Linked DNA regions of Homo sapiens: region 1 is linked to region 2. A link is a loop called in an ENCODE intact Hi-C map of the cell type or tissue named here. Cell type or tissue: stomach. All regions are shown on one strand. Region 1 overlaps MEI1 (meiotic double-stranded break formation protein 1). Region 2 overlaps CENPM (centromere protein M).

Region 1 (5,000 bases), 190 kb after region 2:
AAGGCATGAGAAGACATGCCATGTTTCCATTCAGTGTCACTGGATAGTCAGTGAATAGATGTGGGGTGTCAGAAGCTGGGGAACTATGTGATGTAATCTGCAGTTGGACTGTGAAAGACCTTTAAGCAAATGCCACTTAAGGAATTGGGACTTCATCCTGAGGGCAGAGACTTCTAGATTTCTTACGAAAACGGTTTCATAAAAGAAAGAATATTTTAATACCAAAAGAACAGGAAAGAAGGATAGGCGTGGTGGCTCAAGCCGGTAATGCCAGCACTTTGGGAAACCAAGGCAGGTGGATCACCTGAGGTCAGGAGTTCGAGACCAGCCTGGCCAACATGGCAAAACCCTGTCTCTATTAAAAATACAAAAATTAGACAAGCGTGGTGGCAAGTGCCTGTAGTCCTAGCTACTCAGGAAGCTGACGCAGGAGAATTGCTTGAACCCGGGAGGTGGAGGTTGCAATGAGCCGAGATCACGCCACTGCACTCCAGCCTGGGCAACAGAACAAGACGCTGTCCCAAAACAAAAAAAAAGGAAAGAAAAAGACTGACTTCAGAGTTTAAAATTTGAATAAAGGCCAGGTGCGGTGGCTCACACCTGTAATCCTAGCACTTTGGAGTCCAAGGCAGGTAGATTGTTTGAGGCCAGGAGTTCAAGACCAGCCTGGCCAACATGGCAAAACCCCATCTCTACTAAAAATACAAAAAAATCACCTGGGCATGGTGACATATGCTTGTAGTCCCAGCTATTCGTGAGGCTGAGACACAAGAATCACTTGAATCTGGGAGGTGGAGGTTGCAGTGAGCTGACATCACTCAACTCCAGCCTGGGCAACAGACTGAGACTCTGCCTCAAAAAACAAAACAAACAAAAAAACCTAAATAAAGTCAACTTTATCCTTATGTTCCACATTTCACCATGGACCAGAGAAAACTTCATCACTATTTGACACTACTCCACAGACTGATGTGTGGAGACCACAGCTGAAAGCCAGGGGAGTTAAGATGTTAAGACTTTGTTTTCAGATAATCCTTCCAGCAGTGAGTGGATGAGAGATTGAAAGACAGGACCTCAGTTGAAGGTCAACCGAAAGAATCCATCCTGCCAGGGCCAAGTCCTGGGCAAGCAGAGGGTGAGGATAGCGCATGTCCCACAGCAATTTGGTAGCAGAGCCAGGTCAGCTCTCCTAATTCCAAGTTCAGTGCTTGTCCACCAAAGCATGCTCTCATCAATATAATAATAATGAAACAAATATCCTTCAGCCACACACATCCACCTGCCTTTCTCCTGATATATAAAAGAAAGCAGTCTGAATGTTATGAGAGATGTGCTGCATTTCCTGGCACAATGAGATTTAAGAAGCCCCAGTGTTTAAGGCAGGAGATGTGTGGGGCTCCCCTTGGTTTGACAAGCAAGGGAACTGCCAGAAGCAGTGGAGCAGGCACTTATGAGCATGAGAGGTGATGGTGATGTGACTGCCAATAGTCTTAGGCTACATGGCAGAAATCATGCTATTCTCTCTGCAGGCCAGATCATGCCTTAACAGGGAGATTGCAGAAAGGAGTAGCCAGCATAGTGAGAGAACCAGTAGCCAAGCTATGTTGGAAGCAATAAAAATGCTCACCTGGGCTTTGCTCCCTCTCAGCATGATGTCTGGGAAAGATAAAAGAGAGCAGCAGGTGTAGAGAGTGGGGGAGAGGACACAGAATCTTCACAAATATAATAAGGGGGAAAAGAGCCAGAACTAGGTCTTACCCACAGAGGTATATTTGTTGAATGAATGATGAAACAATTATTAAACTGTTTTCTATTATATCAGGAGACAGGTCTAAGATAGAGGAACCCCTCAGGGCAAATAACATACTGTTATAATCGCTCTATCCACAGCAGTACCTAGGCCTCCCCTGGCAGGTAGCAGAAGCTCAATGAATGTTCAACAAGAGGAAAAACTTCCAGCTCTCAGCCCTGCAGCTGCTGTTCCTCCTGCCTAGATTCTGCATGGCTTTCCTTTACTTGACTCAGACCTCTGCTCACATACCACTTCCACATGGAGGCCTTCCCTGACCACCCTATCTAACATGTCTCTCTCCTCCTTCTATCACTCTCTATCCTTTTGCCCAGTTTTATTTTCTTCATAGTGCCTATGGATCTCTGACATAGTATGCATTTGCTTATTGCCTGCCTGTTTCAATTTATGACAGCAGGGCTTTGTATCCCTGGCTCTTTCACCAGCACCTGGAATGGAGTCTGACACACAACAGGTGCTCAAGAAACACCTCTTGGCTGGGCACGGTAGCTCACATCTGTAATCTCAGCACTTTGGGAGGCCGAGGCAGATTACCTGAGGTCAGGAGTTTGAAACCAGCATGGCCAACATGGTGAAGGCCCGTCTCTACTAAAAATGCAAAAATTAGCCAGGCGTGGTGGCAGGAGCCTGTAATCCCAGCTACTTGGGAGGCTGAGGCAGGAGACTCACTTGAACCTGGAAGGCAGAGGTTGCAGTGAGCTGAGATCATGCCACTGCACTCCAGCCTGGGCAACAGAGCGAGACTGTCTTAAAATAAAAGAAAAACAAAAAGAAAAAGAAAAAGAAAAAAGAAACACTACTTGAATGAATGAAGAAATAGAACACACTATTAATGCTATAGTGAACACTGGACTCCTGAGGCCTATGGTATGGGGATGTTGCAGAGGAGACTGTCAGGAAGAAGGAACTGGACTTGATGAACATTAGGATCCTTCTCAACTCTAAGGTGCCAGGAGCCTTGGGTTCCATCATTTTCCAGTTCTATTACTTCATATCCCTAGGAATCAACCTATAATTGCATCACTCCGATTCCTCTGGGCAGCCTCAGGCAAAGAAATCTCGTGGCTGTACTAACTCACTATCTAGTCAATCAGCAAGGCACCCAGACTCTAAAGACCAGCACAGGCCACATGAGTGGTCAAATTGTAGCATCTTACCTTCTTTGGAAGGTGGTCCTGTCTTCTCTGGAGCTGAGAGAAGGTTGAGGCACATATAGTAGAGGAAATTGGAACACACCTGGTTTAGGGCTGAGTGACTTAGAGGGAGAAGAAGAAAGAATAGAAGAGATGACATTGCTACTTTGGCTGGGAGAGCATTATCCCTGCCATATGCCTGGGCACCACTGCTTTGTGCCAGAGGCTAGTGAAATTCTAGCCATGGCCGTGGCAGAGGAGGTCTTAAGGTGGCTATGAAAAGTAAATATGGGGCTGGGCACAGTGGCTTATGCCTGTAATTCTAGCACTTTGGGAGGCTGAGGCTGGTGGATCACCTGAGGTCAGGAGTTCTAGACCAGCCTGACCAACATGGTGAAACCCTGTCTCTACTAAAAATACAAAATTAGCCTGGCGTGGTGGCACACACCTGTAATCCTAGCTACTCAGGAAGCTGAGGCAGGAGAATCACTTGAACTCAGAAGGCGGAGGAAACCCGGCCAGTTTCCTCATTTAAATAAGAGGTTAAACAAATGATCTCTGAAAGCGTTTTTTGGGGCTTTTTGTGTTTTTTTAGAAACAAGGTCTCACTCTGTCGTCCAGGCTAGAGTGGGATGCGATCATAGCTCACTGCTGCTTTGACCTCATAAGCTCAAGGATCCTCTCGCCTCAGCCTCCTGAGTATCTGGGACTAAAGGTGTGTTACCACCAGGTCTGGCTAATTAAAAAAAAAACAACACAAAACTTTTGTGGCCAGCCACGGTGGCTCACGCCTGTAATCCCAGCACTCTGGGAGGCCAAGGCGGGCGGATCACCTCAAGTCAGGAGTTTGAGACCAGTCTGGCCATCTCTACTAAAAACACAAAAATTAGCCAGGAATGGTGGCAAGCACCTGTAATCCCAGCTATTCAGGTGCTGAGGCAGGAGAATTGCTTGAACCCAGGAGGCGGTTGTTGCAGTGAGCCAAGATTGTACCACTGCACTCCAGCCTGGGTGACAGAGCAAGACTCCATCTCAAAAAAAAAAAAAAAATTGTAGAGACCAGGGTCTTGCTATGCTGCCCAAGTTGATCTTGAACTGCTGGCTTCAAGCAATCCTCCCATCTTGGCCTCCCAAAGTGCTGGGATTACAGCCATGAGCCACTGCACCAGGCCTCTCCCAGTTTTGATGTGACAGGTACCCATCCAAGTATCACCAGGAATAAGATCCTTACCACGTTAGATTCAATACAACCTACAGAAGCATGACCAGCTTATTGCACCAGATGCTGAGCAATGCTGACACTATGTCAACACCACCATGAGCCCATGACTAAAACACACCAGCCAACAATTCCCACTTGTCCCATCAAGAGGGACATTGGCCCCTTGGCCACTCAATCTTGCCTGGGACCACACATACCTCAGACCACTGCAAAACCTGGCCTTCAGCTCCAGGGTCAGTCGTATGAAGGATGAGGAAGCTTCAGAGAAGTGGGAATAAAGCAGAGAGCAGTTTAAACCAGACTTGTCACAGAGAGTCCCAAGCCTGGGTGGTATCAAAAAGCTCTGGTTTCAGAGTTACACAGACTTGGTTCAAAATGTACTCCACCACTGTCTAGTAGTTTCACTCCGGAAAAGTTTTTTAACTTCTCTGAGACTCAGTTTTGATATTTGTACCTCACAGGGTGTTGTAAAGCTAAGTAAGATAAATGTATGGAGAACATCTAACAAATACTTGGCTCAAAGTAAGTGCTGCAATAAGTGTTCATTTTCTTCCATTCTGAATGATCCTCCACTACAATTTGGTACATTTGACAAGGACCTAGGAAGGGCACATCTGCTCCTTCTATCCCTTCTTTCAGTTTTATAGAAAACAATCCAGTTTCAGATGCAGAAAGAACAGTAGTTACTATTTTATTCTCATCTCTGAATTGTCTGTTGAAAGCAATTGATTCTCAGAACAGAGGTCCAATAACAGTTTCTTTTCTTTTTTTTTTTTTCCTGAGACGGAGCCTCACTCTGTCGCCAGGCTGGAGTGCAGTGGCATGATCTCAGCTC
Region 2 (5,000 bases):
CTGGATTGCAGTGGTGTACTCATGGCTCACTGCAGACTTGAGCTCCTGGGCTCAAGTGAACCTCCCACCTCAGCCTACTGAGTAACTAGGACTACAAGCATGCACCACCGCACCTAGCTAAGTATTTATTTATTTATTTACTTTTTTTTTTTTTTTGAGATGGAGTCTTGCTCTGTTGTCCAGGCTGGAATGCAGTGGCGCGATCTCGGCTCACTGCAAGCTCTGCCTCCCGAGTTCACGCCATTCTCCTGCCTCAGCCTCCCAAGTAGCTGGGACTACCGGCACCCACCACCACGCCCAGCTAATTTTTTGTATTTTTTAGTAGAGACGGGGTTTCACCGTGTTAGCCAGGATGGTCTCAATCTCCTGACCTCGTGATCCGCCCGCCTCGGCTTCCCAAAGTGCTGGGATTACAGGCATGAGCCACTGCACCCGGCCACTGTTTATTTACTTTTTAATATAGCGATGAGGTCTTGCTGTGTTCCCCACACTGGTTTTGAACTCCTGGCCTCAAGCGATCCTCCCACTTTAGCCTCCCAAAGTGCTGGGATTACAGGAGCGAGCCACGGAGCCTGGCCTTTAGCCGCTTTTTATGCAGGATAAATCCTGATGACTTTTTGCTAAAGAGGCCTCAGCAGGAGTTGATGTGCTCCCCGCGATGGGTCTACTGAGGGGTCCCAGGGCCCGCACTGCCACACCCATGTGCCAGGCCTGCTCCATTCCTTTGGAAACCTGTTTATTGGTTTTGAGATACATTTCGAAGAGTTGTGTTTCTGCTCTGTTCTGGGTCTTGTGCCTGTTACCGAAAGCAAAGTGATGAAATGCAGGGAGAACCGAGTCAGCACATGATCTGTGACCACCAATCCATCACCACTGTCTAGACCAGGGTCCCTTATCCTGGTGTCAGGGCACTCCTCTGGTCTAAGGGCAGAATTCAGAGGATAGCAGTCTGTGGCTGTCGCCAGTAGAAATGGGGATGTTTTCATATCACATTAGGATTGGGCAGGTCTCATCACTGTCTCATGTGGCAGCAGCCATTAGGCCTGCCCCTTGCTCGATGCATCGATCATGATACACACTTGACTCTATCACGCATTTGATTTCCTAGTTGATGACTACTTTTTGAGCCCCTGACCAGATCAGCACTCTGATCTCACAGATGGGACCCTGAGGCCTGGGCACACCTGAAGTGCCTGCCCCGCCAGGCTTTCCTCCCAGAGAGAACAGGCGACTTGCTCAGGGTCAGACAGCTCGTGAGTGAGGGGTAGAGCCAGCTGTTCTGCTGTCCTAGCCTGCTGACCGTGTGACTTTGAATAGGTCACTTTGTCTGCCACGAAGCATCTCTAAAGGGGAGTCACGATCTTTGCTCCATAGTTCAGGTGCTGGTGGGGGACAGTGGTGCCTACTCACCCTGTGACAAGTGGTGTAATTCTGTCTGTGGCCATGAGGTGGCAGGCCAGGCCAGGTCCTGGGTTCTCTCTTGGCCTGGGCAGGAAGCAGGAGGTCCCAGCCTGGTTCCCGCCGCAGCAGGAGCTGCAGAAATGCCTGCTCAGGACATAGGCCTGCATCCCTCAGATGGAGCACCCAGGGTTTGAACTGGCCTCCTTCTTCATGCTGGTGTTGTCCTCTTCAGAACACTCTTCTGCATAATTGAGTTTAAGCCCCACCATATATCTTGAGGCCTTTGCGTGGCAGGAATTACCGGCCCCGTTCCATTGATGAGGAAACACAGGAAGGTATGTGATTGGCCCAGTGAAATAATTGCCTAGGTCTGCTGGTAGGGCTCTGTGCTGGGCCCTGGGAACACAAATGAGTCAGATATTGGCCCTGCCCTCTCAGAATCTCATGAAATAAGCAGACATGTAACATAAGCAACAGCAGAAGGATTTGCTGAGCTCTGGGAGCCTGGTGGTAGAATTAGGTCATTTCTTCTTGGATGTCATGAGCAAAGTCATGATTGTGGTCAGACCTGGGCATTTGGGTCACGTCTCTGGAGTGATGTGGATTGGAGGAAGCCTGGCCAGAGGCAGGAGGCTGGGTCGAGGCTGCTGCAGGAGGCAGGTTGTGGAACCCAAGCCTCAGCAGCCTAGAGATAGATTTCAGGAACAAAGGCCACCAAACTTAGAGGACTTATTAAAAAAATACTTCCTGAGTTTCTGTGGTACCGACCACTGTTCTAGGCTCCAGGGACACAGCACAGAACAAAAGAGTCAAAAACCCCAGCTTCCTGCTGGGCACGGTAGCTCACACCTGTAATCCTAGGGAGGCCGAGGTGGAAGGATCACCTGAGGTCAGGAGTTTGAGACCAGCCTGGCCAACATGGTGAAACCCAGTCTTTACTAAAAATACAGAAATTAGCTGGGCATGGTGGCACACACCTGTAATCCCAGCTACTCAGGGGGCTGAAGCACAAGAATCGCTTGAACCTGGGAGGCAGAGATTGCAGTGAGCCAAGATGGTGCCACTGCACTCCAGCCTGGGTGACAAAGCGAGACTCTGTCTCAAAACAAAACAAAAAAAGCCCCAGCTTTGTTCTAGTCAAGGAAACAAATGGGGTAAATGACGTGCTGGAAAGTGGAGGCGTGGCGTGTCAGGTGGTGGTAAACAGGCAAGAGTTAGGCAGGGTAACCAGGGAACGCCCCTGCAAACAGGACTTCTAAATAAATAAAGACCTGAAGGAAGTAGGCAGGCAGGCCACGGAGATACCTCGTGGAAGGAGGAACAGCAAGTGCATGGGCCGAGTGTGGGACTTGCCTGGTGTGCTCAAGGTCTGGCAGGCAGGCCTGGGTGGCTGCAGCACAATAGCAAAGGGCGGGTTGGGGTGGAGAAATCAGGAATGGTGGGGCTGGATCAGTGGAGCCTGGTGGGGAGCTGCTGGAGGGCTTGGGGCCAGGGAGGGATGTGGCCTGACTTGGGTTTTAAATGGACCCCTCTGGCTGCCGGGAGGAGAGTGGACTGAAGGGAAACTAGGGCAGAAATAGAGAGACAGGTCTGGAGGCTCTTTCTTTCTTTCTTTCTTTCTTTCTTTTTCTTTCTTTCTTTCTTTCTTTCTTTCTTTCTTTCTTTTTCTTTCTTTCTTTCTTTCTTTTTCTTTCTTTTTCTTTCTTTTTCTTTCTTTTTCTTTCTTTTTTGAGACAGACACTGGGCAGCATCGTGTTCTTCCAGCGGACGTGTCTAGAACATCTGTGCCCGGGCCTAGAGCAGTCTTGTCCCTCTCTGGCCCCACAGCTCCCCTGGGCCCATTCCTTTTTGATGGCACCTTCTTATCTGTGGTGAGGGCCACCCGCTGCCCCTCCCTCCTTCCTATCCCTGTATCTTCTGCTCCCTGGTCTTGAGCATCTGGGGCCCGAGCTGCCTGGGCATTGGTTGGAAGTAGCCCTGATTCAGAGCTCAGCTCTGGAGTCACTAGCTGGGTGACCCTAGACAGTTTGTTCGACCTAGCCAGCCTTGTTAAGCCTTCATTTCCTCTTGAGCAGGAGGTCAGGCTCTGGATGTCTCCGGAGGTTGTTTGAAGGATTGGGCAAGCTGAGGCAGTTGGAAGCTACTCTGAGGTGTGGCATGAATGAGGGCGTGGCTGTGGTGGGCAGTGGTGACCTGAGCTACCCCCAAGTATCCGCCCCCAGCCCTGCTCTGGCAGCCCCTGCAGCTGCTCTGGGTAAGGGAGCAGGGCCAGCATTCTATCTCACTGCTGTTCTCTGCTCTCCCCGCAGGTGGAAGGCTTTAGGGCCACCATGGCGCAGCGCCTGGTGCGCGTGCTGCAGATCTGTGCTGGCCACGTGCCCGGTGTCTCAGCTCTGAACCTGCTGTCCCTGCTGAGAAGCTCTGAGGGCCCCTCCCTGGAGGACCTGTGAGGGTGGCTGGCCCCTGGGCTGCCCCTTCTCATGGCTTCGTGCTGACTCCATAAACATTCTCTGTTGAGGATGTCCAGTCAGGGCTTGACAGGCCCAGGCTCAGCCCGCCGTGGCTGGGAAGGTTCCCTGCAGTGCCAGTGCTGCAGCAGGGAGAGCTGGGCAGAAGCAGCGAGGGGGCCCAGCTGGCGAGACTGTAGCCCCCTCCCACTCCCACACTCACTCTTGCAGAGCCTGTGTCTTTAAGCAGCTGGCGTGTTACATCTCCATTTAAGGTTTCCTTTGAACAAAAGGTCTGTGGCTAAAAAAAGTTTAAAAATCACTGGTCTCATTCACCACTTTGACTTTGTAGATGAGGAAACTGACTCAGAACAATTAAGAGTAGGGCAGGGTGGGCCAGGTGCAGAGGCTCACGCCTGTAATCCCAGCACTTTGGGAGGCCGAGGTGGGTGGATCACTTGAAGTCAGGAATTCGAGACCATCCTGGCCAACATGGTGTATCCCTGTCTCTACAAAAATACAAAAATTAGCCAGATGTGGTGGTGGGCGCCTGTAGTCCCAGCTACTCAGGAGGCTGAGGCAGGAGAATCACTTGAACCCGGGAGGCGGAGGTTGCAGTGAGCTGAGACTGTGCCACTGCACTCCAGCCTGGGCAACACAGTGAGACTCCACCTCAAAAAAAAAAAAAAAAAAAAGCGAGACCAGCCTGGCCAACATAGTGAAACCCTGTCTCTACTAAAAATACAAAAATTAGCCAGGCATGGTGATGCAGGCCTGTAGTCTCAACTACTCGGGAGGCTGAAGCAGGAGAATCACTTGAACCTGGGAGGCGGAGGTGGTGTTGAACCGAGATTACACCACTGCACTCCAGCCTGGGCAACAGAGCGAGACTCCGTCTCAAAAAAAAAAAAAAAAAATGCTGGGCGCGGTGGTTCCCACCTATAATTCCAGCACTTTGGGAGGCCGAGGCGGGCAGATCACAAGGTCAGGAGATCGAGACCATCCTGGCTAACAGTGAAACTCTGCCTCTACTAAAAATACAAACAAATTAGCCAGGCATGGTGGCGGGCATCTGTAGTCCTAGCTACTTGGGAGGCTGAGGCAGAAGACCGGCATGAACCTGGGAGGCGGAGCTTGCAGTAAGCTGAGATC

Evidence for each region. Peaks named below come from ENCODE experiments on the same cell type or tissue, not always from the same donor. Only the 100,000 strongest peaks of a DNase experiment are listed, where the experiment ranks them.
Region 1: a loop joins it to region 2, with 2.3 times the contacts of the local background. A loop is called at or near these places in 77 of 110 quality-filtered maps.

The regions. Positions count from the first base shown.
Region 1 is chr22:41,752,014-41,757,013 of GRCh38, reverse strand. It overlaps MEI1 (meiotic double-stranded break formation protein 1), which reads right to left. Exons shown (of 31, transcript NM_152513.4): 16 at 4,363-4,423; 17 at 2,968-3,065. Among named protein-coding and RNA genes, the nearest start is that of CCDC134, 46 kb to the left of the region's middle. RefSeq lists an enhancer at 4,191-4,400. In stomach, no CTCF peak of the experiment used is centred here; no DNase peak of the experiment used is centred here.
Region 2 is chr22:41,937,907-41,942,906 of GRCh38, reverse strand. CENPM (centromere protein M) reads left to right here. Exons shown (of 6, transcript NM_024053.5): 6 at 3,711-4,170. The coding sequence ends at 3,851. Among named protein-coding and RNA genes, the nearest start is that of CENPM, 6.7 kb to the left of the region's middle. RefSeq lists enhancers at 1,532-1,731, 2,482-2,841, 2,332-3,299. In stomach, CTCF peaks have their summits at 1,240 and 1,441 (motif pointing right); DNase peaks (open chromatin) are centred at 1,476, 1,812 and 2,706; H3K27ac peaks cover 2,861 bases.